Regions from separate parts of the Homo sapiens genome. Here region 1 is linked to region 2. Evidence: read pairs that join two places in POLR2A ChIA-PET (ENCODE). Cell type or tissue: A673. All regions are shown on one strand. Each heading gives the region's core, and the rest is flanking DNA. Links, peaks and the distances in the headings are about the cores only. Region 1 holds the start of LOC105376740 (a long non-coding RNA gene). Region 2 has its middle 57 kb from the start of DISP3.

Evidence for each region. Peaks named below come from ENCODE experiments on the same cell type or tissue, not always from the same donor. Only the 100,000 strongest peaks of a DNase experiment are listed, where the experiment ranks them.
Region 1: POLR2A ChIA-PET joins it to region 2 with 31 read pairs; 6 of 35 experiments call an interaction of 5 or more read pairs at or near these places.

The regions. Positions count from the first base shown.
Region 1 is chr1:11,364,294-11,380,666 of GRCh38, reverse strand. LOC105376740 (a long non-coding RNA gene) reads right to left here and starts at 8,978. Exons shown (of 4, transcript XR_946959.3): 1 at 8,881-8,978; 2 at 7,588-7,914; 3 at 4,626-4,772; 4 at 3,131-3,380. LOC105376739 (a long non-coding RNA gene) reads right to left here. Exons shown (of 4, transcript XR_946958.3): 4 at 15,612-16,373. RefSeq lists enhancers at 7,008-7,507, 7,508-8,009. In A673, for the core only: no CTCF peak of the experiment used is centred there; no DNase peak of the experiment used is centred there; H3K27me3 peaks cover 1,942 bases.
Region 2 is chr1:11,414,406-11,430,778 of GRCh38, reverse strand. It overlaps the pseudogene MTCYBP45. Among named protein-coding and RNA genes, the nearest start is that of DISP3, 57 kb to the left of the region's middle. RefSeq lists an enhancer at 13,842-14,526. In A673, for the core only: no CTCF peak of the experiment used is centred there; no DNase peak of the experiment used is centred there; H3K27me3 peaks cover 1,295 bases.

The sequences.
Region 1 (16,373 bases), core at 5,418-13,417, 51 kb after region 2:
TGAGCGCTACAACCATGTCCTCAGCCCTCTCCCCCGTGCATGGTAAATGGGCAGTCCTCTAGGCTTTCCCAAAGAACACAGTTAGCAAGTCACTTTTCTGGCTTTATGTAGTTATCCATCCTAGCACACCCACTTCCCTAAGGCTTTTTTTTTTTTTTAACAGAGGCTTGCTCTGTAGCCCAGGCTGGAGTGCGGTGGCGTGATATCACCTCACTGCACTCACTGCAACCTCCATCTCCAGGGCTCAAGCTATCCTCCCACTTCAGCCTCCCTAGTAGCTAGGACTACAGGTGCATGCTACAATGCACAACTAATTATTTTTTGTAGAGACGGGGGTCTCGCCATGTTGCCCAGGCTGGTCTCAAACTCCTGGGCTCAAGTGATTCTCCCACCTCTGCTTCCCAAAGTGCTGAGATTATAGGCATGAGCCACCTCGCCCAGCTTATCTGAGTCTTTTGATCCCGTCTTCCACCATCTGCCACAGAAGTTCTGGCACTTCTAGTTCACCTAGTATGAGCCCTTGCTTTTTCCAAGCCTCCAAGAGCCATCCTAACAGTGAGTTAGCACCATCTCCTGGGGTCTTTGCCAGGCGGTTAAATCCTGTATCCTTGGAGGTGGCTCCCACGTTGCTGAACTCTCCCTACCCGACTCCCTCCTCCATTGCCTTTGATCCCAGCACCCTCGTGATCCAGTCCCATCCATCCTCTTCTGATGTCTGCCAGTGAACGTTGGCTGGGTCCTGCAGCCTCTCTGTCATCCCTTTATTCTCGTGGTATAACTGAATTCTGTTGTAACTTGACTGAAGATACTGGTCTGGGGGACAGAAAAGGAGGCAGCACAGATAGTCTGGCAAGCCAGAGGACTCTGCATCAGCTTCAAGCAAGGGAGGGTTTTGCTTGCCTTTAACAAGGAGTGAACCACCCTGCAGGCCCAGAGGGTTTCAGAGAATTTAGGGATTCAAGATTTTCAAGTGCAACAACCCAGATGTCCCCATCCGTATGTCATAAATGAGCATCCCTCTTTCCAATCAAGGCTCTGACCTTGGACTAGCAGACTTGCCAGAGTCGAGAATTCAGCCTTCTCTGTAGCTCCACTTATAATTAAGTTGTGGGCCCGATCCTCAGGTTTTTCTGTCTGCGAGCTGCAGAAGATGAGAGTCTCTTGATATATGCTGCCAAGGAGGGCCTCTGGATCTCACACCTCACTTAAATCGGTGATTAATCACCCCAGCTTTACATGGTCTTCTTCCAATGCACTGAAGGCCCCCAGCAATCACTATCTGGTTTTTTTTTCCCTTTTTTACTTTTATTTTTTGAGACAGGGTCTTGCTCTGTCACTCAGGCTGGAGTGCAGTGGTATGCTCACCACCCACTGCAAACTTGACTTCTTGGGCTCAAGCGATCCTCTTTCCTCAGCCTCCCAAGTAGCTGGGACTACAGATGCACGCCACCACCTTGGCACTATTCACATTTTGGGCCACATAATTCTTTGTCGTAGGAGCTGTAGGATTTTTTTTTTTTTTTTTTTTTGAGACAGCGTTTCCCTCTGTCATCCAGGCTGGAGTGCAGTGGCACAGTCTTGGCTCACTGCAACCTCTGCTTCCCGGGTTCAAGTGATTCTCCCTGCCTCAGCCTCCTGAGTAGCTGGGATTACAGGCACCCGCCACCATGCCCAGCTAATTTTTGTATTTTTGGTAGAGATGGGGTTTCACCATGTTGGCCAGGCTGGTCTCCAACTCTTGACCTCAGGTGATCCACCCAGCTTGGTCTCCCAAAGTGCTGGGATGACAGGCACCCGCCACTATGCCCAGTTAATTTTTGTATTTTTAGTAGAGATGGGATTTAGCCATGTTGGCCAGGCTGGTCTCGAACTCCTGACCGCAGGTGATCTGCTTGCCTCGGCCTCCCAAAGTGTTGGGATTACAGGCGTGAGCCACCGCGCCCGGTCGCATCATAGGATTTTTAACAGCATCGCTGACCTCTACCTCCTGGGTACCAATAGCCATGCCATCCCCCTCCCCCACAATTATGACAACAGAAATGTCTTCAGGCATTCTTGGATGGTTTTTCGTTTGTTTAGTTGGTTTGGGTTGGGTTGCGTTTTTTTGTAGAGGCAGGATCTTGCTAGGTTGCCCAGGCTGGTCTTGAACTTCTGCCCTCAAATGATCCTCCCATCGTGGCCTCACAAAGTGCTGGAATTACAGAGGGGTGAGCCACTGTGCCTGGCCAGCAATCACTATCTGACTCCACAGTTTTTATAATGATTACTTCCCCCAAATCTCTCAAATGGCTGAGATATATCTGCCAATGCATTCCCTTCTGTGGATTTTCCATCCCAGTTCACCATGACTGAGAGTTTTAACAACTGCCCTGCTATAGCACAACAGACCCCTACCTCCCAGGGATGGGGGCCTCATTGCTGGACCCAGCAAGTAACGCAACTCAAAAATCCCATTGAAAAATCTGCTTCCCATGACCTCTTCCAATACTAACTGCCTTCCACCAGAACTCAGCGGTAGGGATTTCTGAAAAGGAGAAAAAGAGCAGAATTAGACAGAGGGAGAAATTGAACTGTGATGCGGTGGCTACAAAGGGCCCAGACAATACTGCAGGGAGCCCTGGGGCTCCGATGAACTTTCAGAGCTGTTTCAAATCAAAGAATCCTATTTGATTCTCAAAACAACTTTACAAGGATGGCACTATCATTATCCTCTATCTATAGACGAGGAAACTGAGCTCAGAGAGGTAAGTGACCTGCCCAGGATCACACAGCTTTGAGGGGTTGAGCTGGGATTTCCACCCAGGTCTTTCACTCTCTAAAGATTCCTTCTAGGCTGGGTGCGGTGGCTCACACCTGTCATCCCGGCACTCTGGAGGCTGAAGCAGCAGGATCCTTGAGGCCAGGATTGAGACCAGCCTGGGCAACATAGGGAGATGCTCACTCTACAGGGTATTTTTTAAATTAGCTAGATGTGGTGGCATGCACCTATAGTCCCAGCTACTCAAGAGGCTGAAGCCGGAGGATCACTTGAGCCCAGGAGTCGGAGGCTACAACGAACTGTAATTGTACCACTGCACTCCAGCCTGGGCAACAGTGCAGGACCCTGTCTTGAAATAATAATAATAATAATTTTAATAAAATAACAAATAAAGCTTCCTTCCAACTTGTCCTCCCCAGTCTCCTAGGGCCTCGGAGTTCTCTGTTGGATCCTCTTCATTCGGCTGGCAGAAAACAGGGCGGCAGACGGGATGTTGCGTAGGAGGTGTCACAGGCCAGGTGTGGGCACGCCAGTCATCACTTCTACCCACATTCCGCTGGCCAGAACTCAGCCAAGTGGCCCAAGGTCGCTGTCTACAAGGGAGGCTAGCAATGTAGTCTAGCTGTGTGCCCAGGAGCAAAGGAGAAATGATTTAGTCCAGTCTCAGCCCTGCCCTGAATATGGGAGTGCTGAGAGCCAGCAGAGCAGACAGAGCCCATCTGTTTCATTAATTTGCTGTTTGTTCTTGGGCTGGGGGTGGAGGAATGCCCACAGGAGCTAATTTAGTTGGCAGCAAAAGGGAGTGAGTTGGGAGGTACCCATGGGTTCTGGTTTATCAGCCCAGGCCCAGGGCACATAAGGAGCAGCCATCTCTGAGGAACACCGGGCCTGAAATCCAGGGGTTCAAGTGCACAGATGGACCTGGGAGGTGGAGGCTGCTATTACTCCGTGGAAGGGAGAAGTGAGGCCAGTTGGTGGGTTAGCGGGATTCACCTGCCCCGAGTGAGCCAGCGAGTCCTGAACAGCTCAGGAAAGAGGTCAGGGGTACCTGACAGCCTCCCTTCTTCTAGGAGTTCCTGTGAGGTGTGTGGAGCCAGGCCTCAGCTCACCCCACTGTAGGCTGCATCCAGATGAGGGGGGCCAGGGCTTCAAGAGCAAGCCAGCCATGCTCCCCTGCAGAACTGGGGTAGGAATGGAGTACTAATCTCCTCTCTGCCAGAGCCTCCAAGGCCTCCACCCTGGCATCCCATCTCTCTGTGCATGAAGAATCGTGATCCAATTTATTAAAGGCTCTGAAAAGTCATGCGGACAGGAATCTTGTTTCTCTTGGTTTAACCAGCATTTCCCAGCATTATTTCAAAATGTCAAAATTGGAAAATACTGGTAAGAGTCAAAAGAAGGCCAGGTGCAGTGGCTTACGCCTGTAATCCCAGCACTTTGGGAGGCCGAGGTGGGCAGATCACTTGAGGTCAGGAGTTCGAGACCAGGCTGGCCAACAAGGTGAAACCCCGTCTCTACTAAAAATACAAAAATTAGCCGGATGTGGTGGCACATGCCTGTAATCCTAGCTACTCGGGAGGCTGAGGCAGGATAATTCAACCCGGGAGGCAGAGGTTGCTGTGAGCTGAGATCGCGCCACTACACTCCAGCCTGGACAACAGAGTGAGACTCTGTCTCAAAAAAAAAAAAAAAAAAAAAAAAAAAGAATTAAAAGGAAAAAACCCAGATGTAAGCCTGAATGCCAACCTGAATGCTTGCAAGCTCTGTCCCCTTTGCCAATCTGAGCCTCCAGGAGATGGAGATAATAAAAGGAACTTGCTACCACATGGGACAAGCTTAGGGATTACACAGGATGATGTGTACGCACCTGCCACTTAGCTGGTGGTTTAGAAAATGCAACTCTTCTGCTTCCGCGCTAAGCTCATTCCCCAGGGAATACCCGGCCAACACACATCCATGTGATGTCATCAGAACTTTGCAAGCAGCCACCTTCCACGGATCAGGAGGTTCAATGCTACCAACAACAGGAAGGACCGAGATAGCTCAGAAGCGAGGCTGGAGCTTCTCTCCTCCTCATTATCTTGAAGTCAGAAGTGCAGCTGTCACTCGGCCCCAGCCCCAAGCCCTCTTAACCTGTTCCCATTTCCAGCCTCTTACCCACTTGTAAAGGTGCGGGCTGGAAGCTTGATTCCCTGGGCTCTCCTGGCTCAGGGCCCTGACCACGGCAGCCGCTGAAGATGGCCTGCTGACAGTTTGATTACCGGTGACCTTCAGAGCTGGCTTAGTTAGGAACATGATTTATAACCGAATTATAGGGAATTCTATTGCCGGAGGTCTGGGGGGCTGCAGCAGCCACCTTCCAAGGCAGTCTCCACGCCCCCAGCTGACTTCCCCCAGCAGGGAACAGGTGTATAAGGGGACCAAGAGAATCCAGACCAGCTAGGGGTAAATCAGAACTCTTGCTGTTACTGGCTGTGTGACTGGGCAAGGACCCCAGCTCCTCAGGCTCAGCTCCCTGATTTGCAAAATGGGCATGATCATATAGCCTGCCTCAAAGAGCCGGATGGGATCAAGTGAGATTATACCTAGAAAGTGCTGGCATGGGCCAAGTGCGGTGGCTCACGCCTGTAATCCCAGCACTTTGGAAGGCCAAGGTGGGCGGATCATGAGGTCAGGAGATCGAGACCATCCTGACCAACACGGTGAAACCCATCTCTATTAAAAATACAAAAATTAGCCGGGCATGGTGGTGCATGCCTGTAATCCGAGCTACTCAGGAGACTGAGGCAGGAGCATCACTTGAACCCAGGAGGTGGAGGTTGCAGTGAGTCAAGATCTCGCCACTGCACTCCAGCCTGGGCAACACAGCGGGACTCCATCTCAAAAAACAAAAAGAAAAAGAAAGTGCAGGCATGGATGGTACCTGGCATGGAGCAAAGTGGCGCCTGCATACTCAACCAGTGGGAGTCATTACTACCAGTAAAAGAAGCCGTGACAGGGACAGTCCATCTGCCCCAGAGCTCCTTGGATCAGCCCTGCTCCCTCCTTGTCCTCCCCAGATGGTGACTGATGGGCTTCTGGGAAAACAAACCAAAAAGGCCTTTGGTGGATTCCTCAAGCACAGAATCCATTCGGAGTGATCAGTACCTGGCCAAACTGCTTATGAGTTCTTTTGAATGTCACTCCTGTCCTGACCCGGGGGGACAATGAGTCAGTCCTGTGAACACTGCAGTTAGGTCAGGCAGAGGGAATTTGCACCCCTCGCCCCTCTGGGCAGTTCCAGAGTTCAAGCTTTTGTCTTAGGCCAAACGAAACAAGCCCAAGCAGGCGCTGAAACAGGCAGGTCACCGTGACCCCAATAATTGTCCTTGCCAGGGATAAAAAGTCTTTTGAACTAAGAGTAGCAGCAGCCCCAGGAGCTGAACAGGAAGGAGATTGCACCTGGCCAGAGAGCACTCCCACACACACCACACACCACACACCACACCACACACCACACACACCACACAACACACAAAACACCACACACACCCATCCACACACCACACACACCACACAACACACAACACACCACACCACATACCACTCACCACACCACACACACCCATCCACACAGCACACAACACACCACACAACACACCACACACACCCATCCACACACCACACAACACACAACACACCACACACATCACACACCACACACCACACCACACACCACTCACACCACACACACCCATCCACACAGCACACAACACACCACACAACACACCACACACACCACACACACACCACACACTACACCACACACATCACACACACCCATCCACACAGCACACAACACACCACACAACACACAACACACCACACACACCCACACACCACACACACCACACAACACACAACACACCACACACACCCATCCACATAGCACACAACACACCACACAACACACAAGACAGCACACACACCCATCCACACAACACACACAACACACAACACACCACACACATCCATCCACACACCACACCCATCCACACACACCACACACACCCATCCATACATACACACCACACCCATCCACACGCACACACTACACACACACCACTCACTCTACACACACCACTCACTCTACACACACCACACTCATTCACACACACACCACACACACATTCACACACATCCATCCACATGCACACCAGACTCATACACACACCACACACACATACACACACACATCCATCCACACACACACCCATCCACACACCACACACACACATCCATACACACCACACCCATACACACACACCACACTCATTCATACACACCACACACACACATCCACACACATTTCATACACACACACACATCCACACACACACCACACACTCCACGCACCCATCCACACACACGCATGCACAGGGGAGGAGCTGCTTGGCAGAGGCTTTGCCCCCTGCACCCTCTTCTCCAGAATCCTCCCATAACCTTCCCTGCTTGGGCCTCCCTTGTGGGTCTTTGGAATCCCAGATCTGGCTTGAAGCTGAGGGACTCTGCTTCCTCTGAAAACCCCACAGAGAGTGAGCAGGATAACAGGGAGACAATTCCTCCGTCAGTGTGGCCAGGGCCCACCCGCAGGTTGCCGATGCTACCTTCCCTCACCCACCCTGGACTCGGCTATTCAGAGCCCTTTCACATTCAAGTCTGGCCTGATCCCTGCAGCAGCCCTGCCAGGGAGGTATCAGCATCCATTCACAACGAGCCTGTTGAGGATCAGAAAATGCAACCGCCTGTGTCAGGATCACCCAGCAGGCAGGCCTGGGGCTGCTACTCACATCTGCTCCACTGACTCCCCGTCCAGTGCTCCTTCCAATCCTGCACTGTACACAGGGGGGCCTGTGGAGACAGCTCCAGCGTAGGAGAAGTCGAGCTCTGGGGAGGAGCCCAGGGACCATCGCTTGTCCCAGCCTTCAGGCAGCCTTGCCTGCCACGTTATTTAAAATCTTTGGAGACAGAGAAGGAGCCAGTGGAGGCCAAGGATGAATGCCTGGTTGGCCCTTCCAGAAAGATGAAGATTTCCAAGGTCCTGAGTGGGTTCCAATTCCTCTCTGCTCTTCTTCCAGCATGGTGTCACTTTGCCTTCCAAGACTCCATTTTCTCATCTGTAAAAAGGGATAATATATAAAGAGTGACCAAAAAAAAAAAAAAGACAACCAACCCTATTCAGATTGGTGGGAAGTGTAATTGAGCTATCACCAGGTCAGCTGCAGAAGAGCTGCTCAAGAAATAAAAGCTGTTATTAAACACATTCACAAAAGAGGGTTATTGCATGCTACCTATTTACATTGATCTTTTCTCAACCCAAAATGTAAGCATTCATTAACTGATGCCAAACAAAAATTAGCTGGGCATGGTGGCACGTGCCTGTAATCCCAGCTACTCAGGAGGCTGAGGTAGGAGAATTGCTTGAACCCGGGAGTTGGAGGTTGCAGTGAGCCAAGATCGCACCATTGCACTCCGGCCTGGTGATGAGAGCGAGACTCTGTCTCAAAAATAAAAATAAAACAAACCTGTAAATTTCATGTGGAACCAGATAGGGTGTGTGTAAATAAAGCAGTATACACATTCGTTACCGTGTCAATTTCCCTTTGACATATGTTTTCTTGCTGGGCACGATGGCTCACACCTATAATCCCAGCACTTTGGGAGGCCAAGTCCGGCAGATCTCTTAGCCCAGGAGTTTGAGAACAGCCTGGGCAACAGGTTGAACCCCCATCTCTACCAAAAAAAAAAAAAAAAATTAGCCGGGCATGGTGGTGCACACCAGTAGTCCCAACTACTTGGGAGGCTGAGGTGGGAAGATCGCTTGAGCCTGGGAGGCAGAGGTTGCAGTGAGCCAAGAGCATGCCACTGCACTCCAGCCTGGGTGACAGAGCCAGACCCCATCTCAAAAAAAAAAAAAAGAAAAAGTGGCCAGGCTCAGTGGCTCACGCCTATAATCCCAGCACTTTGGGAGACCAAAGTGAGCAGATCACCTGAGGTCAGGAGTTCAAGACCAGCCTGGCCAACATGGTGAAACCCCATCTCTACTAAAAATACAAAAATTATCCAGTCATGGTGATACACACCTGTAATCCCAGCTACTCGGGAGACTGAGGCAGGAGAATCACTTGAACCCGGGAGGCAGAGGTTGCAATGAGCCGAGATCATGCCACTGCACTCCAGCCTGGAAGACAGAGAGAGACTCTGTGTCAAAAAAAGAAAAAGAAAAAGAAAAAAAAAAGAAAAGAAATACATTTTCTTTACCGTGAGTTCAATAATGACAGGCTAGCTTAGCAGTCCTTTTATTTCTCCTAATTTGACCCTGGCACACCCAGCTACATCTGTCCCAGCCTCCTGTCCAGTCCCCAGCCCGCCCTCACAGGCAGCTGGTGCCCTCCGTTCCTGCCACATGATTCCTGCTCCGGAGAGGTTGAGGCCACTGGCTGTCACCCTGGATTTTATGCTGGATCCCAACCTCATCTCATGAAATCACATTAACAGCCTGGTTTTGAGCATTCCTTTGTGTCAGCCTCTTCTTTTTCTCTTCTTCCCCCTTTTCCTAACCTTTCTCCCAATCCCAAAGAAGATGTTCTTCCTTCTCACCCCACTCTTCATCTGTTTCCTTTGCCAGCTCCTCTTTTGTCACCATTCCTCTCCCCCCACCCCCTCAGGCTGACTCGGCCCTCCACACGCACTCAACGTTTTTATCTTTCAGAGACATCATCCGTCCACCTAGCTTTTTCAGCCTAGCAAAATCAAAAGAAACCTCCATTTTAAAGTTATAAGGAAAGAACTAGCTTCTGAGAGTGGAAGTGACTTCACCAAACGCACACAGCAAATTGATGGCAAAACATAGTTACCCATCAATTCCACCCGGTAATGAGCGGTGATTGCTTAAGAGGAATGGAGTTTCTGTCTGGTGATGAAAAAGTTCTGGAACTGGATGGTGGTGATGGCTGCACGACAGTGTGTATGTATTAAACGCCACTGAATTGTACACTTAAGAATGGTTAAAATGGTAAATTTTATGCTATGTATATTTTGTCACAATAAAATAAAATAAGCCAGGTGCAGTGGCTCACGCCTGTAATCCCAGCACTTTGGGAGACCGAGGAGGGCAGATCACAAGGTCAGGAGATCGAGACCATCCTGGCTAACACGGTGAAACCCCGTCTCTTCTAAAAATACAAAAAATTAGCTGGGCATGGTGGCGTGCGCCTGTAGTCCCAGCTACTCGGGAGGCTGAGGCAGGAGAATGGTGTGAACCCGGGAGGCGGAGCTTGCAGTGAGCCGAGATTGAGCCACTGCACTCCAGCCTGGGCGACAGAGTGAGACTCCATCTCAAAATAAATAAATAAATAAATAAAATAAAATAAATAGCTAGATGACAGCGATGCGTCTACTGATCTTCCGGTAGTTAGACCCACGCCACCTCCTTCCCAGTCCAGAGCTCTGAAATGCACACTCCAGTCATTTGCTGTTGAATCCCGATCCTCATGTCCAGACCTCAGCAGCTACAGTCTTCCACTGAATCATCCACAACCCCAACAACAATGACCATGTATTGAGCAATTCCTCTGCCCTGGGCCAGATGCGGTGCTCGGGGCATTCCGGGCAACCTCTTGCTTAAATTTGGATGCCCCTCTGGCGCAGCCCTCTCTCCTTCGCACCTCCTACTTTTTCGGTAGGCTCATGTCGTCTTTCTTTTCAATATCTGCCCTACTGGCTTCTTCCCTTTGCTGCCAACGACCCCCGCCTCTGCCCCAGCTCACATAAATTCTGCTACAGCCACCCAGTTCCTTCTCCACTTCTGTCTGCCTCCTGCTCTGGGCACCCTACTCAGAGCAATCAGCAAGTCTCAGAGCTGGACAGGACTTTTGCCGGGCACCCTTTTCCGAAGTATAAATACTCTTTACACAACCTAAAAAAAGTGCCTGTGGTGTCAGCTCAGACACATCCAGGAACCTGCAACTGACCGCTCCCCATGCCCTGCAAGTAAAGGCCAAGCTCCTTAGCATGATGTTTGGGGATCAGATGCCTGTCCGCTCCTCCACCCGCCCTCCAGACAGATAACATGCCTTATTGCTGTGTTCCCAATATGTAGCCAGGGCTGGCATTTAACAACTAACTCTGTTTTATTCAACAAGCAGTTATGGACTGCTACTGATGGATATACTGTGGGAACAAAAACGATACAGTCCCTGCCCTCCTAGAGCATAAACTCTAACCAGAGGGCAGATCCACCAGCATAGAAATAGATTCCTAGACATGACAACCATTGATAAATGCTAAGAAGAAAAAGATGGGGATGTTATGAGAGAAATTAATGGGGGAAACTACTTCGTGTAAATGTTTGATGAACTAACAAGCCGAAGAATGAATTCATTAAATCACTGGATCAATGAATGGTGAAGAACTCTGCTCATACAAGAACCAGTTGTAAGCATGAACGCTGGAGCCAGACTGCCTGGGTTTGTGTCCTGGATATAGCACTCACCAGCTGTGTGACCTTGGGCAAGTCACTTAACCTCTCCATGCCTAAACTGCCTCGCTGATAAAGTGTGGGATAACAATAGTATCTCAACTCATAGATTATTAGTCAGTTTTTGGGTGTTTTTTTTTTTTTTTTGAGATGGAGTTTCGCTCTTGTTGCCCAGGCTGGAGTGCAATGGCGTGATCTCGGCTCACTGTAACCTCCACCTCCCAGGTTCAAGTGATTCTCCTGCCTCAGCCTCCTGAGTAGCTGGGATTACAGGTGCATGCCACCATGTCCGGATAATTTTTGTATTTTTAGTAGAGGTGGGGTTTCATCATATTGGTCAGGCTGGTGTCGAACTCCTGACCTCAGGTCATCTGCCCACCTCGGCCTCCCAAAGTGCTGGGATTACAGGTGTGAGCCACCGCGCCCGGCTTTCGGGTTTCTTTTTTTTAATCCATAACAAACAATCTCAAAATCTCAGTGGCTTATAACCTCTGTATTCATTTTCTTTCTCATGGATCTGTGGATCAGCTGTGCCTCTCCAGGGTCTGGCCAGGATCGGACTGGGCCTGGTCCAGTCTTGGCTCCAGGCCACAAGTTGGGTTCAAGGCCACAAGTTGGGTCTCTCTTTCTCACAGAGAATCACAGAATTCTCATAGGAGGGTGAGTCAAATCTACCAAGCACATTAAAATCTTTGCAAGCATCATGCCTCCTAACATATCATTGGCCAAAACAAGTTGCATGGTCAAACCCAATATCAGTAGGGGTGTGTATTAATCTACTTGGGCTGTCATGACAGAACACCACAGACTAGGTGGCTTAAATAACAGAAATTTATTTACAGTTCTGGAGGCTGGATGTCTGCAATCAAGGTGCTGTCAAAGTTGGTTTTCAGTGAGGGCTCTCTTCCTGGCTTGCAGACGGCCACCTTCTTTCTGTGCCTACATATGGCCTTTCCTCTGTGTACATCCACCCCTGGTGTCTCTTCCTTTTCTTAGAGGATTAGGCCCCCACCCTTATGACCTCATTTAATCTTAATTATGGACCCAATTTAGTCCATAGCAGGTGGGGAAATATACTCTCCCTACTCTAAAGGGAGCTCCTGCCAAGTCACATGGCAGAGGGTATAGGTATAGAATTCTATACCAGGGAGTAAAGAAATGGCAGCAGTAATCTCATCTGCCACAGGTTGTTATAAGGAATAAAAACATTCACTCTGTTTTTGTTGTTGTTGTTGTTGTTTGTTTTGTTTTGTTTTTGATAGAGTCTTACTTTGTTGCCCAGGCTGGAGTGCAGTGGCTCAACCTCGGCTGACTGCAACCTCCGCCTCCCGGCTTCAAACAATTCTCGTGCCTCAGTCTCCTGAGATCCCAGTCTCTCCTAGGATTATAGGCATGTGCCACCACGCCCAGCTAACTTTTTGTATTTTTAGCAGAGACGGGGTTTCAACACATTGCCCAGGCTGGTCTCAAACTCCCGACCACAGGTGATTCACGCACCTCATTCTCCCAAAGTGCTGGGATTACAGGTGTGAGCCACTGCATCTAGCCAAAAACATTCACTCGTGTAAAGTGTGTAGAACACTGCTTGGATTTAGTAAAGTCTACACAGGTTTGGCTATTTGTTATTTTGTAGCTTAGCTAAAATACATACCATGTGATGGTTTCACAGAAATATACACAGTCAAACATATCAAAATGTATACTTTATATGTGTGCAATTCAATGCATGTTGATGATACCTCAATAAAGTTGTTTTATAGACAGAAGAGAGATGTATTTATTTATTTAAAAATCAAGGCCTTGCTCCTATTTTATGAAACTGGGCAAAAAGAAAAAAAAAAATCAAGACCCCTAAATGCAATGTGGCAGCCTGGATTTGATCCCGCATCTGAAAAAGGACGTTAGTGGAAAACCTGTTGAAACATGAATAAAGTCTGAAGTTTTATTAATAGCACCGTAGGAACGCTAATTCCTTACTTTACTAAGATATTGCCATTAAAGGAAGCTGGATGAAGGGTGTACAGGAACTCTGTACTATCTTGGCAACTTTTCTGTAAATCGAAAATGATTCCCCTCAAAAACGTAAAAACGAAGAATCCCCCCACCCCTCCATGGTCCCCCCCACTGCCTCCCACAGGGTGAGGAGCTGTTGGCTTCTGGACCTTGCCTTCATGTCCTCCGGCCTGAGAGCTAACTGCCAAGCTCGGATGTCAGATCTAAAGTAATAAACACATGATACCATTCTAATGAAAATGAGAGGCTTGGCTGAAATGAAAAGGCCAAAATCACCCGGGCTTTTGCAGGCCTCAGGCTGCTTTCCTGATGGCCTAGAGTCACTGGTGGTCACCAAGCCTCCTGTGGCCACTGAGCACTTAAAATGTAGCTGGTCCCAACTGAGATATTCTATAAGAGCCAAGGTTTTGTACAAAAAATAGAATGTAAACTATCTCAGTAAGTTCTTATATTGATTATTGGATTAAATAAAATGTATCATTAAAATCAATTAGGCTGGGTATGGTGGCTCATACCTGTAATCCCAGCACTTTGGGAGGCTGAGGATAGACTGCTTGAGCCTAGGAGTTAGAGACCAGCCTGGGCAATATGGCGAAACCCTGTCTCTACTAAAACACAAAAATTAGCCAGGCATGGTGGCACATGCCTGTAAACACAGCTCCTCCGGAGGCTGAGTCATGAGAATCGCTTGAACCTGGGAGGTGGAGGTTGCAGTGGGTGGAGATGGCGCCATTGCACTCCAGCCTGGGCAACAGAGCAAGACCTGATTTCAAAATAAATAAGTTAATTAATTAAATTTCACTTGTTTCTCTTTGCATTTCTTAATGTGGATGCTAGAATTTTTTTAATTGCATATTACGTTGCTATTGGACAGCGCCAGGCTAGAGGAAGGGAGGTCCTGTGAAGGCCAGAGGAGCATCCTGCCTAGAAGTCTGGAGAGCAGGGTAGGGCCCAGCTCAGGCCCAAAGGAAGAGAGGGGTCCAGGGAGCCAGATGGCCAGTGTCACAACCAGGCCTAAACCTGTGACGTCAGAGGCGAGCAATAGTAACAGAGAAGAACTGGGATTGACACAAGCCACTTCATGCAAATCTAACCTTTCCACCTGCCAAGCAGTCAGACTTTGTTTATGACAGCCAGACTGCCTAAATTAGAACAGGCCACAATCACAACAGCATATTGAAAAGGCCAGACCGTCCTGGGCCTGCCATCAGCATCCTGGGAAGGAAGCTGCCCCAGCAGGGTCACCCCACAGAGAGCACCAGGAACTTGTTCCCCTTTTATCTTCTGTCTGGGCAGCCACGTGACTTGGGGAGACATGGTCATTGGCACTTCAGAATCACCCTTCCCATTCAAAGTCCAAAGGGAGAAGGTGGCTTCCGTTTTACCACGTTTTCATGTGTACAGTCCCAGGGAAGGATTCCAATTGGCCCAGCTTGGTCACGTGTCCTTCCCTGGGCCAATCACTGTGTGACTGTGGCTGAGGCACAGGGTTACAGGATAATGTGATTGGCAGCCCCTCTAGAAGAAGCAGATGGAGTGAGGAAGGCGTGAGGAAAGAGCAATTCTCCAAAAGAGGGCAAGGGTACATGATCCAATCTGGGTCGTGATTTGTCAGAATAAGGGAGAGAAGCAGGACACAAAACAAATATTGGGAGATCTCCTCTACCCATCTACAATCCTAACTCCGACTACGGTGGCATCTTCCCCACGCATCAAGGTAAACAGAGGATCAGCACTTTCAGAGATCACTATACCAGAGCCAGAGATGAAACCCAGGAGGCTAAGTCCCAGGGGCTTTCCTCCATGTGCATGCACCCCTGGTGTCTCTTCCTTTTCTTATGAGGACAGCCATCTTATTGGATTTGGACCCACTCTCATGAATTCCTTTATTCTTTTTTTTTTTTTTTTTTTTGTGGTAAGGGGGTAGGGCGGGGATGGACAGAGTCTCATTCTGTTGCCCAGGCTGGAATGCAGTGGCACTATCTTGGCTCACTGCAACCTCTGCCACCTGGGTTCAACTGATTCTCCTGCCTCAGCCTCCTGAGTAGCTGGGACTATAGGCACGTGCCACCATGCTCAGCTAATTTTTGTATTTTTAGTAGAAATGGGGTTTAGCCTTGTTGGTCAGGCTGGTCTCGAACTCCTGACTTCAGGTGATCTGCTTACCTCAGCCTCCCAAAGTGCTGGGATAACAGGCGTGAGCTACCGTGCCCAGCCTATTCTTAATCATGGATACAATGTAGTCTATAACCAATGCAAAAATACACTCCCTGTGTCAGGCTGTTCTTGCATTGCTATAAAGAAATACCTGAGACTGGGCAATTTATAAAGAAAAGAAGTTTAATTGGCTCATGGTTCTCTAAGCTGTACAAGAAGCATAGTGCCAGCATTAGCTTCTGGTGAAGGCCTCAGGAAGTTTACAATTGTGACTGAAGTGAAGGGGGAGCAGGCATCTCACATGGCAAGAGTGGGAGCAAGAGACATGGAGGGAGGTGCCACACTCTTTTAAACAAGATCTCGAGAGAGTTCACTCACTGTCTCAAGAACGGCACCAAGAGGATGGTGCTAAACCATTCATGAGAAATCCACCCCATGATCCAAACACCTCCCACCAGGCCCCACCGCCAGCATTGGGGATCACATTTCAACATGAGGTTTTTTTTTTTTTTTAATGGAGTCTCGCTCTGTTGCCCAGGCTGGAGTGCAGTGGCACGATCTCAGCTCACTGCAACCTCTGCTTCCTGGGTTCAAGCGATTCTCCTGCCTCAGCCTCCCAAGTAGCTGGGATTACAGGCATGCACCACCATGCCCAGCTAATTTTTTTAATATTTTTAGTACAGACAGGGTTTCACCATGTTGGGCAGGCTGGTCTCGAACTCCTGGCTTCAGGTGATCCGCCTGCCTCAGCCTCCCAAAGTGCTGGGATTACAGGCTTGAGCCAACGCGCCCAGCCTCAACGTGAGATTTACAGCTATATCACTACCCCTCCTCTAGAGGGAGCTCCTGCCAAGTCACATGGCAGGGAGCGTCTGGGCCAAATTCTACACCAGGGAGTGAGGCAGGAGGGAAACAATTCTGGGGCCA
Region 2 (16,373 bases), core at 4,572-12,571:
TAACCTACCTCACTGACACCTTGATTTTGGACCTCTGGGCTCCAAAACTGGGAGAGGATACATTCTGTTGTTTGAAGCCACCACGTCTCCTACAGAGGCCATAGCACGGCTGGAACTTTCACTCGGAGATGGGAATGCGCAGGAGGTTTCGAGCAGAGGGAAGTCGTGAGCCGATGTGTGTTTTACCAAGAGGTCCCCGGCTGCTGTGTCCTGTCCAGCTGCGGGGAGGAAGGTCGGAGGAGCAGGAGAAGGGTCGGGAGGCAACTTCAGGAATCCAGACAAGCATCTGATGAGTCGGTATCGAGTGTTGAAGCAGAGCATGGGGTAGGCACTGTGGGGGACACAAAATGCCCCCAGGACCTGGTCCCTGCCTTCCACAGCTCATTGCCCAGGGCAGAGCATGGAGCAGGAACTGCAAGCTACCAGGTTGTTTGCATGAAGGGACTGACAAGTGGTCAGGTGGCTACTCACAACATAGAGCGCAGGGATTGTTTACAACGTTCCAGGAACATGCATGGCCCCAGCACCTTGCTAAGCGCTTTCTATGCATTTTTCCCTTTTCATCCTCATTAGAATGATAGACGGTAGATAGTGTTATCCCCATTTTGCAGATGGAGAAACTGAGGCTTGCTCAAAATCGTAGCGCTGGTGAGGAGAAATGCTAGAATTTGAATCAGTGCTGAGCCAGACGTGGTGGCTCACACCTGTAATCCCACCACAGGCTGAGGTTGGCAGATCACTTGAGGTCAGGAGTTCGAGACCAGCCTGGCCAACGTGGAAAAACCCAGTCTCTACTAAAAAAGAAATACCAAAATTAGCCGGGTATAGTGGTGCATGCCTATAGTCCCAGCTACTTGGGAGGCTGAGGCAGGAGAATCACTTGAACCCGGCAGGCGGAGGTTGCAGTGAGCCAAGATCACGCCACTGCACTCCAGCCTGGGTGACAGAGCGAGACTCTGTCTCAGGAAAAAAAAAAAAAAACGTTGAACCAGTTCCATCTAAGGCCAAAGCTGTGACTCTCCTGTGGCTGCAGTAGAGGGAGGGTGGTGGAAAAGGAAGGAGAGAAACTCAGCCTAGGTCACCCAGCAATAGGAGGCAGGGCTAGGACCCCAACCCAGGACCTCTGTGGTTCACAAAGCACAAATTCACACTTGTAATTTACATGTCCTGTAAGTTACCTCCTGGAGCAGAAGAAAGCCTGCATGGCTGTTCCAAAGCAGAGGAGCTGGCCAAGGGTGGGTAGAGGGGTGTCTACTCCAAGCACTTGGGACTCAAGTCCCAAGTAGCCTGGGGGTATGGGCATGTGGCCTCAGACAGAGCAGGTGAGGCCCAGCCCACCTTGCAAACCGATTCCCAGGACTGTGGCTGCTGGCCCAAACCATCTCTACCGCCACCAGGCCCAGGCCAGTGAGAAGCCGGGGATAAAGACCCGCAGCCAAGCCAGGAGCCACCTGGGCCTCGATCATTCACATGCGCCCTATCCTGCCACCTTCTCCCCTTTCTCCTGATTAATGTTATCAAAGTGGCCTGAGCAAACTTAGCCACATGTTGGCAGCTCATTTTTAATTGTTTCCAAATACGCATCCTAATGATTATGCAGTCCTAAATAAGAAGCGATGGCAGGAGCGGAGAGTTTGCTCCAGTGACACAAGGAATGAGGCTTTACACGTTCTGGGCAGCTGCCTCAGGGACCCTCGCCCTCCGCCTTCTTGCCTGTGTTTTGTCTCTTCTTGTAGCTGTTCCTAATAACCACATCAGGCCAGAGACTGGAGCAGGGAGCTGACACCTTCCATAAAACAACCGTGGAGATCGGGCCGTGGGGAGGCCCAGCTGATGGGCAGAAGAGAAATGGAACATGGCATAAAAGCGGGCGGTGAGTCCAGCCTTCTGCATGGGGGAGCACACGCGTGGGCCCAGCTGGGTCTTGAGATGACCATGGCTACTGCTGGGGGGCAGAGCACATCAGGTGGGAATGTCACGGGGCAGGGCATAAAAATGGAGATCGTGGACACCGCCCCAACTCCTTCATCCCAGCTTGTTCTTAACGTACACACACACACGCACATGCACACACAGACACACACACCCTCACTAAGCTCACCTGCAGCTCCATCCTCATAATGAACCATCTCATTAATTTCATAAACAGCAGTGAGCCATCGTTTTGAAAGCTTTAGGCCTCCTTTTTTTCTGAGACAGAGTCTTGTTCTTTCACCCAGGTTGGAGTGCAGTGGTGTGATCTCAGCTCAAGAGATTCTCCTGCCTCAGCCTCCAGAGTAGCTGGGACTACAGGTGCGCACCACCATGCCCAGTTAATTTTTTGTGTTTTTAGTAAAGACAGGGTTTCACTATGTTGGCCGGGCTGGCCTTAAACTCCTGACCACAGGTGATCCAAACCAGCCTCGCCCTCCCAAAATGCTGGCATTACAGGTGTGAGCAACCGCACCCGGCCAAGACCCTTTTGATAATCTGATAAAAACTCTAGATTCTCTCCCCTGAAAAATGCACATATACACAAGTCCGGGTGGTTCATAGCCCCCCGAAGCCTATCAGGATCCCCAGGTGAGATTTGAATATGATGCAGTGGTGAAGAGGGTGGATTTGAGGTGATTCATCTGGGCTGGAATCTTGACTCCATCATTTACTGACAGGGAAGGATCTTCGGGCACATTCTGTCACTTATCCAGGCCCCAGGTAGTGCATTTATCAGTGGAGATGGGATGATAGTATTAGTGCCTTCCTTGAGGGGTTGGAGACAAGCTAGATGGGTTCATCTGTCTTAAGTAATTAATACGGGGCCAGACGCATTAAAGAAAAAAAAAAAAGCTCAGGACATGTGGGGTATTATGATAATTAGGGGAAAGGACTTGGCAGAGAAGCATTCTAGTCCTGGTTCTGCACTAAACTGCTGTGTGGCCTCTGGCAAGTTACTGCCCCTCTCTGACCTTCAGTTTTTCCCTCTGTCAGGGGCATTCTTTGATTCTCTAATTTGTCGAAATCAGAGACATAGGGCTACATGCTTCTGGGGTAAAGAGACTCTGCCCCCACCCTCAAGGAGCCCATCTGTCTCTGCCCCATTGCTCAGCTGTGTGATAGGGACAACAGGAAGAGGTGGGGTGAGCTGGGCCAGTCAGGGAGGGCTTCCTGAGGAGGTGTTGCCAGAGCTAGGATTTGTAAAGCAGGAAGAGATGCAGGGAGAGACATGGAAAACAGTATCCTGGGGTAAGTCCTAATGCCCCAGCTTCACTTTCTGCTTGGGATCAGTGCTTTGCCGGCCACAACTTCCTCAACACCCTGCACCCTCCCTGCACATAGCAGGTGCTCATGAAATGCTTGCAGACAGGCAGGAAAGGCACACCTGTGTTCCCAGGTCCTGGTTCCTGCCTCCCTGAGTCTGCTGGTCCAGGCTCTGCACCCTGGGTCTCTCCCACAGCAGAGAAGACCACATTTCCCTGTGGGTATAAATGGTTGCAGAAAGTTATAACTTAATTAATTTAATTAAATTTTCTGTGTTGTATTCACAATGAAAGCTTCAGGTCTGGGGGACAGGACCCTGGAAGATGAACTTAAAACACACACACACACACACACACACACACACACACACACACACACACACACAAACACTTGCTCCACTGCCTGTACCTTGTCTGTAGCCACCTCCCAGGGCTGGGGCCCTGGGGACTGGGTCAGGAAGGCCAAAGGTTTGAGGCCAGGTCGTGGGCCATGGCACCAGGAATGGGGGACCAAACCCTTGGATAAACCATTTCCTTTGTTTTCGCTGGAGGGTAAACCCAGACAAGACCTGAGTCACCCATACAATGCGATGGGGATGGGGTGGGGTGGGTGTGAGGGATAGCCTCTGAACTTGAGCTCCACACCGAATGCATAGCACCTAGATGCATGGCCTTGGTCAAGTCACTCCTTACCCTCTCGGAGCCTCAGTCTTCCCATCTGTAAAATGGAAATGAGTCATGATAAGGACCACAGATCATATTCACAGCTTGGCACAGAGTAGCTGTGTACTAGTCCATTCTTGCACTGCTATGAATGAAGAAATATCTGAATCTGGGTAATTTATAAAGAGGCTGAATTGGCTTATGGTTCTGCAGGCTGTATAGGAAGCATAGCAGCTTCTGCTTCTAGGGAGGCCTCAGGGAACTTACAATCATAGTGGAAGGCAAAAGGAGGTAGGCACATCTTACAGGGCAGAAACAAGAGGAAGAGAGAGAAAGAAATGTGTTAAAAGCTACACACTTTCAAACAACCAGATCTCGTGAGAAATCACTATACAGTACCCAGGATGGTACTAAAACATTCATGAGAACTCCGCCCCCATGATCCAATCACCTCCCACCAGAAACCACCTCCAACATTGGGGATTACAATTCACCATGAGATTTGGGTGGGAACACTGATCCAAACCATATCAAGCTGCTATTATTCTTGCCCCTCAGGTGGAGGGTCTGAAGACAAGCAGCAATTTACTCTTCAGTCCCACTGGAAGGGTGGGGGTGGTGAAGGTAGTGAGAGTTGGGGGAGGGGACTCCTGCTATTTAAGCCTCACAACAACCCTAAGAAGGCCCACTGATATGGTTTGGCTGTGTCCCCACTCAAATCTCATTGTGAATTGTAGCTCCCATAATTCTTATGTGCTGTGGGAGAGACCCAGTGGGAGATAATTGAATCATGGGGGCAGTTTCCCCCATACTGTTCTCATGGTAGTGAATAAGTCTCATGAGATCTGATGGTTTTATAAGGGGTTTCCCCTTTCACTTGATTCTCATTTTCTCTATTATCTGCTGCCGTGTAAGACGTGCCTTTTCACCTTCTGCCATGATTGTGAGGCCTCCCCAGCCATGTGGAACTGTGAGTCCATTAATCCTTTTTTTCTTTATAAATTACCCAGTCTTGGGTATGTCTTTATCAGCAGTGTGAAAACGGACTAATACACCCACGTAGGACGAGGCTTATAGCACAGGTCCTAGACCTTTCTAGGTTCTACCAACCTGAAACATTGGTATTATTCTACTATTGGCAGTAATAGCAACAGCATATACAGGTTACATCCTATCATGAGGACAAATATCTTTGTGAGGGACAACAGTAATCACAAACCTATGATCAGCTCCCCATGCACTGGTACTAACTTGGTGGAATGAATCTGGGACAGATTTTCAGTTGACAAACCCCCCTTCCATGATTCATCACCTTCCACTTCATTTTCCCTTTTATCATCGCTGCCCTAGTAGCTGTTCACCTTCTATTTCTCCATGAAACAGGATCCAACAAACCCTCAGGAATCTCATCAGATTCTGCAAAATCGCATTTCATCCATAGTACACAAGCAAAGATGTCTGAGGCTTAACTCTCCTTCTACTGTGATTACTCCTCCGAGTCCTGTTTTCACCCTGACCTATCAGGAGACCCAGACAGCTACACCCCCAGCAAATCCCCTTAACACACCACCCAACATTTAACCAACGTTAAACCAGAATGATATTTTCTATTTTCCTATGCGATCCCATGCTTTATTTCTTTCTTTCTTTTTTTTTTTTTTTTGGTGGGGTGGGGGACGGTGTCTCACTCTGTCGCCCAGGCTGGAGTACAGTGACATAATCTCGGCTCACTGCAACCTCCTTCTCCTGGGTTCAGGTGATCCTCCCACCTTAGCCTCCCAAGTAGCTGGGACTATGGGCGTGCACCACCATGCCTGGCTAATTTTTGTATTTTTAGTAGAGACGGGGTTTCACCATGTTGGCGAGACTGGTATCAAATTCCTGACTTCAAGTGATCTGCCCGCCTCAGCCTCCCAAAGTGCTGGGATTATAGGCATGAGCCACTGCACCTGACTCCCATGCTTTATTTATAATAAACTAGGAGGGGTTTGAGCCCTTGGCCTGGCTATAGGGTTGTGAAATTAAATATATATATGAATTTTAAAAAGGAGGGTTTATTTTCTATAAGGAGTAACAGCCTGCAAGGTGGTCATCCCAAAGGCTGGGAAGGTGCCTCCAATAAAGGCCATTGATAGTCACTTTGAAAGAGAGGGTGCATTAGGCCATTCTTACATTGTTATAATGAAATACCTGAAACGGGGTAATTTATAAAGAAACAAGCAAGGTTTCATTGGTCCATGGTTCTGCAGGCTGTACAAGCATAGCGCTGACATCACTCAGCTTCTCGGGAGGCCTTAAGGAGCTTTGACTCATGGTGGAAGGTGAAGCGGGAGCAAGCATGTCCCATGGTGAAAGCAGGAGCAGGGGAGTGGGGCATGCACTTTTAAATGACCAGATCATGTGTGAACTCAGAGCAAGAGCTCACTCATCACCGAGGGGATGGCCCAAGCCATTCATGAAGGATTCAACCCCATGATCCAAACACCTCCCACCAGGCCCCCGCTCCAATGCTGGAGATTACATTTCAACACAAGATTGGAGCAGGGACAAATATCCAAACTCCATCAGAGGGGTTCCGGTGGAAGCTTTATGCTGAAGGGGTTGGCGAAACATGCATATTTAACAGGTTACAGGAAGAGCTATGAGTATTTATGAAGGTGGTCCCGACACATGTATATTGAATAAACATGTATGTTACGTATGACCCATGTTCACTTTGGGGTAGAGACTTAACATTTAAATGTATTATAATTAGGCCCTATATGTTGAAAGGTCTTTTTAGGACATGAAGGCTCTCAAGTGTGCAGCCTCTGTAAACCAGCCAGAACCGGTCCGTGGAGGGTGGTCTTTCTATCAGGAGAAAGTTATTGTAATCAGTCTCTTGTCCTTTGAAAGCTGCAGTTATGGCTGGAGGAATAGGGGCTTAGTTAGTGTCTGTGAGCTGGGTGAGTTGTAATTGTCTTAATAGTATTTATCTTGAGGCCAGTGCTTGTTTAGCTGTAAAAAAAAAAAAAAAAAAAAAAAAACAAACCTTGTGGCAGTCAGAATACAGTTTTTTGTTTATTTGTTTTTGTTTGTTTTTGAGAAGGAGTTTTGCTCTTGTTGACCACGCTGGAGTGCAATGGTGCGAACTCAGCTCACTGGAACCTCCGCCTCCCGGGTTCAAGTGATTCTCCTGTCTCAGCCTCCCAAGTAGCTGGGATTACAGGTGCCTGCCACCACGCCCAGCTAATTTTTGTATTTTTGGTAGAGACAGAGTTTCACCACATTGGCCAGGCTGGTCTTGAACTCCTGAGCTCAGGTGATCCACCCACTTTGGCCTCCCAAAGTGCTGGGATTACAGGCGTGAGCCACCGCACCCGGCCCTATAGTTTATTTTTTAAGTGCAGGGGTACACGATTTAACCCCTGCCTGGCATGGCTTTAGGTCTTATTTATAATTTAGCATCTTATTGCCACAAAGAGTCTGTCCTGTCAGTCTTATCATTTCCATTTTAGCCTTAATGCTGGTCAGTATCTAAACCACATAAGGGAAGGAGGTATAATGAGGCATGACCAACCTCCTGTTCCATCATGGCCAATAACTCAGTTTTAAGGTTTTTCTGGGGTTCCCTTGGCCAAGAGGGGGTCTGTTCAGTCAGTGGGGGACCTTGGGATTTTATTTTTGGTTTACAGGGTTATATTAGGGTCCTAACAAAGCCTCTCTTTTTGGAGTCCTTTGTCGATTATGTAGCTTAGACCACGTAACACTGTGTAGGAAAACACATTAGCCTCAATCAAAGCTAACTTGAGACCTTCTGGAGTTCCCTGGTGGATCAGCTTATAAAATGCGGGAAGGAATATCGACCCAAGTATATTCACTGTTCCTGGGTGCGTGGCCTCAGAACTGCAAGGACGTGGCTGGGAACAAGCCCGCTATGGACAGAAGGATGAACTTGGGTTTTCTCGGGACTGAAAGTCCCAGTACTCCCCTCAGTCCCGGGCAAGCCAGGACAGATGGTCACCCTATTTACAGAGCACCGTGCCAGCAGTGTGTGTCTCAACTGAGGCGAGTGTCACACATACCCAGTGGATGAATAGAAAACATAACTTTCTTATTCTGAAATGGACAGGAAGCTGTAACTTGGGTTGAAATTCCCAGTGACAGCAACACACAGGACTCAAAAGGCACTGAGTCTCAGATCCCTAGAAACAGGGGTCTACTGACTCCCAAGATCCAGTGGGGAAGGCCCCAGAAAGGGGTTTGAGCAAAATAATTTCATGAAATGCATTAAATGGAAAAATTCATGTTTCTAAATTAGCACACCTTATTTTAGATATATGGTATTTAATAGACACACAATTAAACTAATACATAACCATGTTTTCCAGTGGCACAGGAAAATAGACATTTGAGTTCTCCCTGGGAAAATGGAGAATCCCTTTCCATTCAGGGCCCACTTGCTGTCTTGGGGGGCTCTTCAGCACCTCGCCTCCCACCCCTGGGTGGCATGGATGCTGTAGATAACTTGGATCTCTTCATGCTGGACAGGAGAAGGGATTCATTTACTCATTCATTCAACAAATATTTGCTGAACATTGTGCACCGTGGACTTGGGACACAGCGATGAAAAAAAAGCTCGCAGTCCCCACTCTCATGCGCTGACATTCCAGTGGGATTCTCAGAAAATAAATTCACGAATAAATGAAACGTGTATTGAGTTAGTGAAACGTGCGAGACAGAACAAAACACAGCATGGCAGAGGGGTGGGAGGCAGGAGTGAGGAAGGCAGGGGACTCTTTTTTTTTTTGAGACAGAATCTCACTCTGTCACCCAGGCTGGAGTGCAGTGGTGGGATCTCGGCTCACCGCAACCTCCACCTCCCGGGTTCAAGTGATTCTCCTGCCTCAGCCTCCCGAGTAGCTGGGATTACAGGCGTGTGCCACCGTACCCAGGTAATTTTTATATTTTTAGTAGAGACAGGGTTTCACTATATTGATGAGGCTGGTCTCGAACTCCTGACCTCAAGTGATCTGCCAACCTCGGCCTCCCAAAGTGCTGAGATTACAGGTGTGAGCCACCACGCCTGGTCTGGGGTTGACATTTTAGAAGGAGGCAAGGAAAGGCTTCACTGAAGAGGGACATTTGAGTAAAGATCTGAGAAAGGGAGGGAACTGGGGCTGAATAGATTTCTGGGCAAACAGAATAGCTCAGGCAGGCGGAGCAGCAAGTGCCAAGGCCCTGGGGCAGGGGCATGCCTAGGGCGTCGGAGGAGTGGCAAGGAAGCAGGCGCGGAGCAAATAAGGAAAGTGGAAGGCCGCACAGTCAGAGACAAAGGGAGAGGCTAGATCATATGAAACCTCACAGGTGGTAATAAAACTCTGGCTTTTATTTTAAGAGAGATGAGAAGCCGTTTGAGGGTTTTTAGGAGAGAAGTCACATGATTTGATTTATGTTTTATAGGATTCCTCTGGCTGTTGGATGGAAAATACAGTGAAGGAGCCAGGGCAGAAGCAGAGAGACCAGTTAGGCAGTGATTGCCTTCAGAGGGTCAGAGGGTTGTAAACCTGGAGGTGGAAAGAACTGACCAGATCCTGGATATATTTTGAAAGTAGAGGCCAGGCAGGGTGGCTCACGCCTAGAATCCCAGCACTTTGGGAGGCCGAGGCGGGTGGATCACCTGAGGTCAGGAGTTCGAGGCCAGCCTGGCCAACAGGGTGAAACCCTGTCTCTACTAAAAATAGAAAAATTAGCCGGGTATGGTGGCACGCGCCTGTAGTCCCAGCTACTTGGAAAGCTGAGGCAGGAGAATTGTTTGAACCCAGGAGGCGGAGTTTTCAGTGAGCCAAGATCGTACCACTGCACTCCAGCCTGGGGGACAGAGCGAGACTCCATCTCAAAAAAAAAAAAGAAAGAAAGAAAGTAGAGCAGACAGGATGTGCTGGTGGATCGGATGCAGAGGATGATGTACTGAGGGGGGTCAAGAACGACTTTTGGCCTGGGCGACTGGAAGCATGCAGTTGCCATACCCAGGTGGGAGAAGAAGAGGTTGGAGAGGGTTTGGGGGAAAGCTCAGAAGCTCAGTTTTGTGTATGCCAGGTTTGAGATGTCTTTAATCCACCAAGCGGAGATGTGGTGTAGGCAGCTGTAGGTGTAAGTCTGGAGTTCAGGAGGCACACTGGGACTGTAAGCAGGCATTCAGGGATTATCAGCATTTGGATGGTGTTTGAAGCTATGAGCTTGGCTGAGATTATTTAGGGAGTGAGTGTAGATAGAGAACAGAAGGTCCAAGCACTGAGCCTAGGGCACGAAACACTTAGAAGTCAGGTTGTTAACCATCTGATCTTTGACAAACCTGACAAAAACAAGAAATGAGGAAAGGATTCCCTGTTTAATAAATGGTGCTGGGAAAACTGGTTAGCCGTATGTAGAAAGCTGAAACTGGATCCCTTTCTTACACCTTATACAAAAATTAATTCAAGATGGATTAAAGACTTAAATATTAGACCTAAAACCATAAAAACCCTAGAAGAAAACCTAGGCATTACCATTCAGGACATAGGCATGGACAAGGACTTCACGTCTAAAACACCAAAAGCAATGGCAACAAAAGCCAAAATAGACAAAGGGGATCCAATTAAACTAAAGAGCTTCTGCACGGCAAAAGAAACTATCAGAGTGAACGGGCAACATACAGAATGGGAGAAAATTTTTGCAATCTACTCATCTGACAAAGGGCTAATATCCAGAATCTATAAAGAACTCAAACAAATTTACAAGAAAAAACAACCCCATCAAAAAGTGGGCAAAGGATATGAACAGACACTTCTCAAAAGAAGACATTTATGCAGCCAAAAGACACATGAAAAAATGCTCATCACTGGTCATCAGAGAAATGCAAATCAAAACCACAATGAGATACTATCTCATGCCAGTTAGAATGGCGATCATTAAAAAGTCAGGAAACAACAGATGCTGGAGAGGATGTGGAGAAATAGGAACGCTTTTACACTGTTGGTGGGAGTGTAAATTAGTTCAACCATTGTGGAAGACAGTGTGGCGATTCCTCAAGGATCTAGAACTAGGAATACCATTTGATCCAGCAATCCCATTACTGGGTATATTCCCAAAGGATTGTAAGTCATGCTACTATAAAGACACATGCACACGTATGTTTATTGCGGCACTATTCACAATAGCAGAGACTTGGAAGCAACTCAAATGTCCATCAATGATAAAAGGATTAAGAATATGTGGCACATACACACCATGGAATACTATGCAGCCATAAAAAGGATGAGTTCATGTCCTTTGCTGGGACATGGATGAAGCTGGAAACCATCATTCTCAGCAAACTATCACAAGGACAGAAAACCAAACACCACATGTTCTCACTTATAGGTGGGAATTGAGCAATGAGAACACTTGGACATAGGGCAGGGAACATCACACACCGGGGCCTGTTGGGGGGTCGGGGGCTAGGGGAGGGATAGCATTAGGAGATATACCTAATGTAAATGACGAGTTAATGGGTGCAGCACACCAACATGGCACATGTATACGTATGTATCAAATCTGCACATTGTACACATGTACCCTAGAATTTAAAGTATAATAAAGAAAAGAAAAAAGAAAAAAAAAGTCAGATTGTTGTGCAGGGGGGCGGAGAGGGAGCAACCAGAGAGAGACAGGAGGAGAAGCCAGAAGCCAGTGTCCTAGAAGCCTCAGGAAGAACAGGTTCAAGGAGGAGACAATTACGAGAGTCAAAGGCAGCCGATGGGAAAAGGACAAAGAGGACCAAGGGTCCAGCATGGAACAGAGTGATGAAGAGGGCATCAATGACCTTGACAAGGGCAGTTTTGATGGAGCAATGCAGGTAAAGCCTGATTGGGTGGATTCAGGAGAGACTGGGCGGAAAGGAATTGGAGACAGCAAGTCAGAACTCTTCCCTGTAAAGGGAAAGAGAAATGGTGTAGCACAGAGGAGAGGAGCATGGTTGAGAGAAGGTTATTTTCTTAAGATGGGGAAAAATCATAGCATGCTTATGGCATTGGAAATGACCCAGGAGAGAGGGAAAATTGATGATGCCAGAGAGTGCAAGAGGAAAGAATCACTGTCCTCTAGTAGGGAGAGGATGGGACAAGGACATAGGCGGATAGCAACCTGGCTCTGGGGGAGCAGGAGCCCTGGGGTCCCAGGTCTGGCTCCCAGGACCTGTCTTTTGATGCTCCTGAGCACCCAGCACAGGACCAACTCACAGATAGTGGGTCAATGGGCAAATGTGAGGCAACTCAGTGTACGTCTTGCAAGAATTTTTAAAAGCAAGCTCTGGACTCAGATAAACTGAGGTGCAAATCCTTATTCTGCCACCCAGCAGCTGGGTGACCTTGAGCACATTTCTTGACTTCTCTGAGCTTCAATTTTCTTCTCTAAAATGAGGAAAATAATGGAACCTACTTCATGGGCTCATAAAAAGATTAAGACAATCATCATGCACATAGAGCTCTGAAAATGGTACCTGCAACGGGCGAAAGTGCTCTGGAGGGGTTAACTATCCTCATTATAAGCAGTTCAATAATTCCCCCATCCAGGCTCATCCAGAGTTTAATAAAATCCAACATGTAAAAGGAAATGAGTGTAGCTATAAAATTGCAATGCACACACCCCATGATCACTCACAATTGCCCTGACTGCTAATGACCCTCAGGCTGCTGCGGCAGTGAGACAGCCCTGGAGGCCACACTGTTCCCAGATATAATGCCCCCCGGCCTCTTCCCTACAAGGAAGCATGTGGGATGAGTGACAGTGACCTTATTAGACAGAGAACATTAAATCTACTCTACTTGATTTTTTTTTATTTCTTTTTTTTTTTTTTTTTTTTTTTTGAGACAGAGTCTTGCTCTGTGGCCCAGGCTGGAATGCAGTGATGCCCTCTCGGCTCACTGCAACCTCCACCTCCCGGGTTCAAGCGATTCTCCTGCCTCAACCTCCCGAGTAGCTGGGATTACATGTATGCGCCACCACGCCCACCTAATTTGTTTGTGTTTTTAGTAGAGACAGGGTTTCGCCATGTTTGCTAGGCTGGTCTCAAACTCCTGGCCTCAAGTGATCCACCTGCCTCAGCCTCCCAAAGTGCTAGAATTACAGGCATGAGCCACCGCACTCGGCTGTATATTTTTTAAGCAAATTACTCACAACGGTTGGTACATCAATGATTATCAGTGGCACATTACTTGAGCGTACTTGCAACTGAACTGCATACGAGGGTGGCAAGTAGACTGCAGTGCTAGTTAGGAGAAACAAGCCAAACACTGGGTGAGCAGAGGGGGCTTATGTCACTTCTGGGAGCTCCAGTCCAGCCTCCTTCCAGGGCACTAGCAGGCCCTGCAGTCCTGAGTCTTGGCAGTCTGGGAGAGGGGGACGGGCCTCCTCCTGAGAAGAGGAGCCTGACCCCACCAGGCCTAAAGAAAACAATTACATTTGCATTTCATTTGAAGTTGAGACAACTGCTGCTGTGGGCTAATGACGAGCCAATTGATTACCAGAAACATATGTGTGGAAGAGGAATCATTCATTAGGCAGGAGTTGCAGCTCAGATGTCAAGCAGCTGTCGGCAGTTCCTGGCCTTTTGGAGTCTGGGGAGCTGCCAGGATGTCTTTGCTCGGGAAATGAGTCCCCAGGATGGGCCTCAGTGTCCCAGGTCTCACTACCTTCTCAACTTCCTCTGTAAATAGGGATAATAGGGGCCAGCTGAGTTCACAGTCAGTCAACAAACACTTAGTGAGTCCCCACTCTTGGCAAGATGCTGTGTCTTAAGATACAGAAAGGAATAAGACACAGCTCCAATCTCAGAGCACTCTGTAGACCTTGGTGAGAGCTGCAAAGCAGTGGGCCCAGGGAGCCATGGAGGCTCAGCGGAGAGGATCCTCCTGGAGACTGGGATGGGATGAGGAAGTTGGGGAAGGCTTCCAGGAAGAGGTGACATTTGAGCTGAGTCCTAAAGAGTGAGGAGGAGTTGGCCAGGAGATGAAGGGCATTTCAAACAGCAGGACCAGCATGGGCAAAGGCTTGGAGGCCGAGAAAGTCTGGGACATTTGGGAAATTGAAAGTGACTTGTTTAGGCTGGAGCACAGGGAGCATGTGAGTTGCTGCGGCTGACGGGCCAGCAGGGGCCAGATCATAAAAGGTGCTATGGACCAAGGGGAGGAGCTGGAGCTTTGTCCCCTGGGCTGCTGCAGATGAGTGACTGGGGAGGCTTCCAGGAGACACACCTGAAGGGTAGCGAGCACAGCAGTACTGCCAGAGGGAAACTGATCCGAGATCACTGCAGGACTGGCCAGAGGGAGAAGCCGATCCTCAATCGTTGCCCCTAAGATCTGAGCTCATCCCGTGAAGGGCTCTGGACCTGGACTGGTCACTACAGAGGTCCCAAATAGAGGCAAGGGAACAGACGTTTGTATAGTTACATCTGTCATTGTCAGGGGGCCTGCAGGGAGGGGTGGGGTAGGGTGTGACATTGATCAAGACAGGTCTATAGGCCAAAGGCAATGCTCTGTGAGGGGCACAGTTTTGAGCTATCAGCAGCTTCTAATTCCAGCAGCTAGGGGTGGGTGCATGCCCTGGAAGAGGGAACCTGGGTGGAGACTGCAGTACCCGTTACACCTTGTGTGACTTGGAAAAGCCTCTTCTCCTCTCTGGATCTCAGGATCCACAACTGGAAAAAAAAAAAAGTTTGGGACCTGTGGTAGGCAGAACAATGTCCCAAAAGATGTCCACATCTTATTCCTGGAATGTGTGACTAGATGACCTTCCATGGAAAGAGTTTTTGCAGATTTGAGCGAATTAAGGACTGAGATGGGGAGATTATTCTGGATGGCCTGGGCGGATCCAGTCTAATCATCCAAGTTCTTAAAAAGGAGAACTTCTTTCTTCTGTGGAGATAGATATGGTCTTCCCGGCTTTGAAGATGGACAAAGAGGAATGATTCCAGGGATTCCAGTGGCCTCTAGAAGCTGGAGAAGGGAAGGAAACAGATTTTCCCCTAGAGCCTCCAGAAAGGTGTGCAGCTGTGCCAACACCTTGATTTTAGCCCAGTGAAATCCATGTCAGGCTTCTGACCTTCAAAACCATTAGGAAATACATTTGTGTTGCTTTAAGCCACTAAGTTTGGGGTGATTTGTTATAGCAGCCATAGGAAACTAATACTTAATCGAAGTCTAGGGGCAGCTCATGAGATCTGATGGATTGCAGACATGCACTACAGACCCTAGACCTGCATCGTCTGTCGAATTTTCTTTAATGATGATTCTGTTCTATGTCTGTGTTGTCCAATACACCAGCCACAGGCCACGTGTGGCTCTTGAGCACTTGAAACGTGGCTAATGCAGCCGAGCAACTGAATTTTTAATTTTCTTTGATATTAACTTAAATTGAAATAGTCACATATGGCCGGTGGCTACTACACTGGACAGAAAGTTCCATTAGACAGCGCAGCTTAGAGGCTGAGGACTGAAGTTCAGGGAAGAAACCGCCCGCAGCAAGAGGTCGGAGGTCCTCATCCTCTATTCACTTTGAAGAGTCCAGATATCTGCAGAACAGCTTTCTTTCCTCCACTCCCTCCAGTGGTCTGGCTAATTGGATAAGGACTTCCCCATATCTTTGTGGCCCCTGAAGTCCCTTACAGAGCCCCACTCTCCTCTGCTGTGCAGACGCGGGCAACTTGCCACCTTCGAGAGAAAGCTAAGTGTTGTCTGCAACAAGGCTGTGCCGGTCAGTGGCGCTGTTGGCGGCAGACATCTCAGAGAAGACGAGGCTCGGGCACAGCTGCCCTGGCCCAGGGCTGTCGTCTGTGGTTTGGAGAAAAGCGAGGCAGTTTCTCTTGGAGCTGGGCCGCAGATGGCACCCAGCTCCCAGCAGGGGCTCTGGATTTCTTGGAGCTAAAAGAATGTCCAACATTACTAAGAAGCAGCCTCGTATTCTCACAGTTATCTGCGACCCCTAGGAGGTCAGAGCAGCTGGAAAGGACCTCAGGATGTAACACCCTGAAAGCAAGGTGACACCCTCAGAATATCATTTTTCTGGGGGCGTCAATAGTTTAAACAGACTTTTTTTTTTGAAACGGAGTCTTGCTCTGTCACCCAGGTTGGAATGCAGTGGTGCCATCTCGGCTCACTGCAACCTCTGCCTCCTGGGTTCAAGCGATTCTCCTGCCTCAGCCTCCTGAGTAGCTGGGATTACAGGTGTGTGCCACTACACCCGGCTAATTTTTGTATTTTTAATAGAGACAGGGTTTCACCATGTTGGCCAGGCTGGTCTTGAACTCCCAACCTCAAATAACCAGTACTCGGCCTCCTAAAGTGCTGGGATTACAGGTGTGAACCACTGTGTCTGGCCTCAACAGGTTTTTAAAGGGGTCTGGGACCCCCCTAAAAAGTTAAGAAACACTCTGCCTCCTCATAGCCTTGTAGACTCCTCCCCTCTGCCCTCCAATCCCTC